Linked DNA regions of Mus musculus: regions 1 and 2 are each linked to region 3. A link is a loop called in an ENCODE intact Hi-C map of the cell type or tissue named here. Cell type or tissue: left cerebral cortex. All regions are shown on one strand. Region 1 overlaps Arhgef28 (Rho guanine nucleotide exchange factor (GEF) 28). Region 2 overlaps Arhgef28 (Rho guanine nucleotide exchange factor (GEF) 28). Region 3 has its middle 6.1 kb from the start of Enc1.

Region 1 (2,500 bases), 780 kb before region 3:
TTTTTTTGGGTTTTTTGTTTGTTTGTTTTTTAGAGACAGGGTTTTTTTTGTGTGTGTGTAGCCCTGGCTGTCCTGGAACTCACTCTGTAGACCAGGCTGGCCTCGAACACAGAAATCCGCCTGCCTCTGCCTCCGAAGTGCTGGGATTACAGGCGTGCACCACCACACCCGGCCTAAAAAGTTTTGTTTTGTTTTTTGTTTTTTTGTTAATTTATTCTTATAGGTGTACCCATCCATTTAAGAAAAATATTTAATTTATTCTCCAAATCAAAGGCTACAAAATTGAAAAGTACTCATTTTAACTTTAGACATAATCCTTCCAGCTATATGCCATTTATGTGTTGCTATAGTTTTCTAATCATATAGAAAACCACATGAAATCACAGAAGCAGTTTACATTATTCTGATTGTGACTTGAATTCATACCCCAGCAGGCCCCTGCCACACTGTATCTCTCTGCTTCTGCCTCTCACTCACCCCTCCCTGATCAGAGAGGCTCAGCTACCACAGAGCAGGCTGTGATGCCGCTAACAGTTGGAGAAATAGTTGAAGTAAAGAGATGAATGCTAATGAAGACATACACTGCCGTGTTCCAAGCCTACACGGTTGAATGGCCCCTCAGGTTGTTTCCCTTTAGCTTTCTCTAAGCATCCGAAGACTTCACAAAACACAGCACAACATAGGACTTCTCGGCCTTCCTCCTCCTGCAAGAAGTGCTTTCAAGAGGCTCCTGTGGGAGAGTCCTCTGTAGACCCTGGCTGCTCACTGTAATCTTACGTGGGTCACACCTTTCTGTGCGCCTATCAGAGTAGGGAAGACCGGTGAGTGGCAGCCGTGGTTTATGGGTTTATGGGAAGGCAGTGCGGGTTTCCACTGCGTGCCAATCACTGGAAAGCCTTTGGGGGACTGCAGGAACTGTTGCTTTGTGGTAAATGAAAGTTAAGAACTGAGCTACAGAGTCACCTAAACCCTTAGGACTGACTGCCGAACCTGGAAACACACACACACACACACACACACACACACACACACACACACACACACTCTCTCGCCCGCGCGCGCGCGCGCGCTTGCTTCATGTCGCCCTAGCCAGTGGATGCATCTTTGTATCCACTGCAGTTACTGCAGACAAAGGTAAAAGCAGGTGCCCACCTTAGGACCGAAAGGACCAGGAGACCAGATGGTTAAGTAAATTGCGCCAGTTGCAGCCTCAAACCTGCCCGAGATGCTCACAGTGTAGACTGTTAGCTTCTCAGGGAGGCTGCATCCTGGAGCGGACTGGCTTGCATTTGCTATGGACTGGTTGTCCACACACAAACTCCAGCCTTCATCACCTAGCATAGCACAACACAGCTTTCCTAGCGCTCAGCAAAACAGGCGCCTGCCTAGGAAGCTTTTCTTGAATCGCGGCAGGGCGGCAGGGAGGCAGGGCAGCAGGGCAGCGCTCTTTCTCCTCCCGGCTCCCTTCCTTCTTCATTTCCATATCCAGCCACAAGAAGAGGGGAGTTAATGATTCATTTGCTCCCTGGTGACCTTTTGAATAACTGGACTGCGATGTATCAGCCAGACTCCAGGTCCCCCACCACCCCCCTCCGGCTTCTCTGGTTTGGCTTTAATATTTACAGCCTCCTTGTTGGTCTACATGCCTGAACGCCCGAAGGAAGCAAAACGTTTATTGCCTCTCCCTCCCTGAGTTTGGAGCCGTTTCACCCAGCCCCATTCCTGCCTTTGACATCACGGGGGAGGCTCCGGGCTGGGCACGGTCTGCAGGCACTCCTCTGCCTCAGCTGATCCTTTCACCCAAACAAACAATGGATTCTGACTCGGACTCACCTTTCAACTACTCCTGGCCTTCCTTCCCCAAGATGAAGATTCGGCGCAGGGCATCCAAGAAAGGTAGATCATGGAGCCTTTTGTTTGCCCAGAGCCAAACCGCGGCACCTCTGCGTTCTTACCTCTCTGTCCTGTGTTTCCCTGCCTGCTGCTTGCCAGTAAAGTTCTTGTTTTCACAAGTCTTTCTAGAGATCTTGCCGTAAGACACTTTGTGTATGGACTTCTGAGGTACATACATGTATTTCCCCCTCCGCTCCCTTTACTTTAAAATCTACCTTAGCGTCATTATCCATACTTAAAAAAAAAAAAAGTGCGGCTCCGGGATGTGTCTGGGGGTCAGTACTAGGTAAATGTTTTGAATTTGTCTAATCGCAGTTACCTTGGAGTTACTTTGACAATAAAGAGTCCTGTTGATTTAAACATGTCTAGACTTTGTAAAGCTTAAAGAGACCTCATGCTTGCTGCTAACTCTATGCTTCTCTCTCTCTCTCTCTCTCTCTCTCTCTCTCTCTCTCTCTCTCTCTCTCCCTCTCCCTCTCTCTCTGTGTGTGTGTGTGTGTGTGTGTGTGTGTGTGTGTGTGTGTGTGTGTGTTTAGAAGTTAATTATTTAAGGGAAATTTGTTCGTAAGGAATTCTATTTAATGATTTTGTAGTTATTGTAAGGAAA
Region 2 (2,500 bases), 770 kb before region 3:
ATCCAACCCACAGAAAATTCCTGGGATGGAGATCGTCTTGGAATCTGGATAATTTTCTGTGTAGCCACAGGTCTAGCTCAGAGGAGCTTGAGGTGAGGTTTTCCATGCCAAGACTAACGGCAGCAAAGTCACGAGGGAGCTTTGAAGAGGAGTGGCTGAGGAGAGTGGCCACAGTTCTCTGGGCTTGGTCACTCTCCTTTCGAGGGCAGCTGCATACTTCCTTGTGGCTCACACTGAAGGTGTGAGGGCCTGCTCTGTCTTCCAGAACTTGGCAAGGGTTCCTTAAATTGGCAAACAATTTAGCATGCAACGATAGGGTTTGTTCTTGGTCACTACTGGGTTTGCGGCACAGTAGTCCATCACCTTTATCTGGTAGTTCTGGGATAGAACCCAGGGCTTTGTGCACGTTAGGCAAATGCACTATGGCCAAGCTACATCCATAGCCTACCTCACACTGGTAGGTATGAATGCATGCTAGAGATTTGTTGGGACGAGCTGGGGTAGATGGGTACTGGGGAGATGGGAGAAAGTGAGAGGAGGCAGTATGTGTTATGTATGTATATAAAACTGTCAAGTAGAAATTTAGAAAACGGAAAATAAAAGAACTAACTAGAAAAATGGTTATGTTAATACCCATGTGGGTATGGAGATACCATATGACAGATGGTTAAAAACAGCCCTGTGTACTCTTAGGGAAAGCATTTCCAGATAATACATTTCTGCATACATTCCCCAGTAAGGGGAGCTTACTGATAAACTAGTGTTCGGCATGAGAACATTTACATTGCAAAAGAAAGGGACTTTCCCCCCTCTCTTGTTTTATATATAAAGATGTTGAAAATCTAGAAATTGTATGTCATAAAAATTTGAAAGTAAAAACCAATTATATGTCATGACATGTAGCTATCTGTTGGCATCTTGACTTTGCTTTCTAGCTCTTTCTCCTGGGTATTTTGAATGTTGTGCTATTAAAAAAACAAAATGAAATTATGCATCTGCTGTTTCATGGATGCTTTCTCAGCCAGGCCTACTCTGTCATATCTTGGCAGCCAGTTACTAGGAGAAATTACACACTTGGGGCCCAGGAAGAAGGCAAACATACCTAGAAATAAGTCACACTGTAGCATGTAGATGAGACTTCTTAAAGGGAAAATTCCAGACATTGCTCAAATGCCATTTTCTTTCATTTTTAATGCACATGACAAAGAATTTGCAATCAGAGTGTATTTGTTACAAGTTGATTATGGTTGCATTTATAATCTGTCTAGTGTAATCTATTGCTACAAAGCTGATGGAAATGTCAGATTTTCCTACTTTGTACATTGTAACACCATAAGCATAAAATTATGCTCACTTTGTCTCAGATGTGTGCTGTATTCCAGAGGATTTAATTTGTGGAGAAGAAATGAAATGGTATTATTTTTGACAGTTCATTCCTCTAAGAATAATAAAAAAAAATGATTATATGGTTATAGGTAATTCATCTAGACTGAGTTTTACACACACACACAACGAGAGAGAGAGAGAGAGAGAGAGAGAGAGAGAGAGAGAGAGAGAGAGAGAGATTGAGAGAGAGAGATTGAAAATCAAAAGGTAGTTCAGAATTATCAGCCATGCCAGATTGGAGCTGTGCCTGAATATCTAAAATAATTTCTGTGAAATATTCTAGCATGTGTCAGTGTCTAATGGGTGTGATATCTATATTTTTTGGAAAAAAGGAAAAAGAAAATTGCGCTACTGCTAAACCGTTTTTCTTTTTCGCAAAGTCAGGCGTGCGTTCAGAACCTCTCTGAAATGCCCACTGTGAAATGTTCACCAATGTTAGGAATATTAATTTAACTTTAATCTAACAAACCTCAACCTCTAAATTGAACAGTCTCTGATAGAGAATATTCCAGAGTCAAACGTGATATTCTTTGCTTCACAATAGAACACTCAGTGACCCCAGTAATAAAGTACTTAGAATAGGCCAGCAGGTGACTGACAGTGGTCATGTGCTCTTGGGGGCGGGGCTTGAACGACACCTTGGCTTCCTTGCCCGTGTTGTTTAGGCTCAGATGACTGAATGGAATCACGAGGGTCTGGTTTGCAGTAAGCACTGTGTATATAGCCAGAGCAATGGGGTTCACCGTCTGTCATGGGAACGAGAGTGCTGAAGGTGGTGCTTTTGCTGTGTCTCATATTTTATTTCTTCTCCCTCACTTCCATGCTTTTTCTTCCTTTCCCTGTTCCTTCATTTGCAACTTTGCCTGATGTTCCTGTATTTCTCTAGAAGAGAGTAAATACTTGATTATCTGTTCATTTTTTGAGGCAGAATCTCACTGGGTAGCCCAAACAGGCTTTACACTCAACAATCCTCCTGCCTCAGCCTCTTGAATGCTAGGACTACAGCCTTCTGCCACTATGACCATCTCTGGATGTTTTAAGTAAAGGGATTAAACAGTACAGAGGAAGCACACAGGGTCTGTGTTGTTCTGCGTGCTCTGTTTACTGATCAGAC
Region 3 (2,500 bases):
CAGCCTAGGGGAATCTTGAACCATTTCCCCTCCTGTTTTTCATAATCTTTTCAGTGCCCCAAGGCTCCTGGACTAAACTCCTAATTTATTCTAAGTAATTACATTCAAGAATCGACCGTTGTTCCAAGCAATGAAAAATGAAGGTTTTGTTTGGCCTGGATGTTGTGCTTCCAGGGCGGGATGCCAAGTGTCTGAGCAGGTCTCAGCATGAAGAAGGGACCAGAAGAAGGGACCTTTGTGGTCCAAGAACTTGCACTTCTAAATGAATATTTAAATAATTTTATAGCAGGCTGCGAGCACAGACTTTACTCAATGGTACAGCTCAGCCTCAGACAGGAGGTTGTAGTTACTGTAAATCAAATGAAAAGGTAGAGGTGTTGATGAGTGTGTTCTGTTCTCATGAAGTTAAAAGCACAGCCTAAGCAATGATACGAACTCATAGATGTATATATGCGTGTGTATACGTGTATATGTGTTCATATACGTGTGTAACATAAACAGCACCAGCCTCCGTCCAATCATCATAAGATTATTTTCAATATAAAATTAGCTTTACAAAAGTGGACATTTCAAATAGTTAGGCTAGCTTTTCACAGCCACAGCTGTGTGAGAAGTTTTCTTAACAAAGTCTTGTGTTCACTGTGATGGAGAAGACAGCCCAGGCTCCCCCCAAACACCATCAATTCCTTTTACGTTTTTTTCCGGGACACTTCAGATGCTGAAGGAAATGAAGAAAGATCAACATGCATTCTGATTTTTAAATAGTGCTTTTCTAGGTAGAACTTTAATAGATTTCATCTAAATGTATTTTCTTTGACAAGTTTGTCTTTTTTAAATCCCACGTATCAATTTCCACAGTTTAATAAAATTCAATTTGTCACATCCCAAATTTTTAGGTAAAATTTACTACCAACAAAAAACCCTCCTCCTCATACCCACTAGTCATCTAAGACATGCTACAGTCACCCCAACAAAGCCGGGTAAGTGGGTGTGCCTGGGAGCCCAGGAGGGATTAAATAAAGCAAGTGTGCCCTCTGCTGGCTGCAGTGAGGATCAAGTACCAAAGGGTCTGTCAATATTCAAAACCATCCTACAGAAAGGAGAAAAGAGAACGAGCATGCGCGAACGAACACGCTCTACAAATTCTTATGGGTTACTCTGGCCCCCGGGTGTTCAGTGTTTAGATGAGCAAAGGAAACTGTAAGCCGGAATCCTGCCGGTCTGCAGAATGGCCGAGAACATGGCCATCCAGTGACCTTCAGACAAGAGAGCAACGGACAAAACCGGGTCATTTAGCCAGATCCCAGCCAGCCAATCTCCTGCTACTTCTCCTTCAGCGCTAAGTTTACTGTCCTGAGGCCCGGGGACAGGAATCTGTTTGTCTACAGAGGTAGATCTGGGATTAATAACAATGTTGAACCTCTCTCGCTTTTATATCGTGTACAAGCACCGCATTTACCTATCCCCAAAAGGACTAAAATCTCGTGGGGGTGATCCAGAGCTGATGTGGTATTCGCCACACCAGAGTTGAGTTCTTTGTTGTTGTTGTTGTTGTTTGTTTGTTTGTTTTTTCAAGACAGGGTTTCTCTGTGTAGCCCTGTCTGTCCTGGAATTCACTCTGTAGACCAGGCTGGCCTTGAACTCAGAAATCTGCCTGTCTCCGCCTCCCAAGTGCTGGGATTGAAGGCATGTGCCACCACTGCCCTACTCAGAGTTTAGTTCTTAACCACTGACCTGCACTGCCTCCTCTATCTTTCTGTCACTCACGGTGCCTGCTTTCCTGCCCCCTGGAGTGCTAGGTTAGCATCCCATTTCCTTCTATTTTTCTGTCTCTGTCTCTCTATCTCTGTGTGTGTCTCTGTCTCTCTGTCTCTGTCTCTCTCTCTCTCTCTCACACACACACACACACACACACACACACACACACACACACACTGGATTTATAGGAAGAGAAGACATGACATGTTTGATTTACTTTGCCCTATGTTGACAGATCTGATAACAGTGTGACAGACGAGAAGCTGGAATCAATTGACTAAAATTATACTTTTTTTTTTTTAAATCCACTTTACCCTTTCTCCACAGTTAGTTACCAGATCATGTTTTCATTCTGGCACACTGTACCCAGTAGAGATTGGTACCAACTCACAAGCAAAGGCCCGTCTTCATCAAATTGCTCTTTCAAACTTAGTTTAGACAGTTTCTCAGCTGCGGACTGAGGCACCGTTTCCCCTGCTATGATCAAGCCCCAAGTAGTAAGAGAAACATCTTCCCACTTCGATGTCTGCAACCCAAAGGCCCAGGGGAGCTCATGTGTCCTCTTGGAAGAATCTTGAGAGAAAATACAATAGAAAACAAAGGAAGATTTTAACTTCTTGGCTGAACCCAGCAATTGTGACATTATGTTTTAAATCCAACGTACACAGACTATGCAAATGTTTGAAAGCCTTATATTGGACAATGGCTTACAGATGTGAAGGACTTGTCAGTGGGTAGGCAC

The links. A loop is a pair of places that touch in the nucleus more often than their neighbours do. Peaks named below come from ENCODE experiments on the same cell type or tissue, not always from the same donor. Only the 100,000 strongest peaks of a DNase experiment are listed, where the experiment ranks them.
Region 1: a loop joins it to region 3, with 2.6 times the contacts of the local background. A loop is called at or near these places in 6 of 42 quality-filtered maps.
Region 2: it touches region 3 in a loop (4-fold over the local background); 3 of 42 quality-filtered maps call a loop at or near these places.

The regions. Positions count from the first base shown.
Region 1 is chr13:98,015,411-98,017,910 of GRCm38, reverse strand. The region is part of intron 9 of Arhgef28 (Rho guanine nucleotide exchange factor (GEF) 28); the gene reads left to right. Among named protein-coding and RNA genes, the nearest start is that of Gm34388, 120 kb to the right of the region's middle. In left cerebral cortex, no CTCF peak of the experiment used is centred here; DNase peaks (open chromatin) are centred at 862 and 1,236; H3K4me3 peaks cover 1,450 bases; H3K27ac peaks cover 948 bases.
Region 2 is chr13:98,003,414-98,005,913 of GRCm38, reverse strand. The region is part of intron 9 of Arhgef28 (Rho guanine nucleotide exchange factor (GEF) 28); the gene reads left to right. Among named protein-coding and RNA genes, the nearest start is that of Gm34388, 110 kb to the right of the region's middle. In left cerebral cortex, no CTCF peak of the experiment used is centred here; a DNase peak (open chromatin) is centred at 1,048.
Region 3 is chr13:97,233,763-97,236,262 of GRCm38, reverse strand. No RefSeq gene overlaps it. Among named protein-coding and RNA genes, the nearest start is that of Enc1, 6.1 kb to the left of the region's middle. In left cerebral cortex, a CTCF peak has its summit at 1,030 (motif pointing left); a DNase peak (open chromatin) is centred at 1,037; H3K4me3 peaks cover 406 bases; H3K27ac peaks cover 262 bases.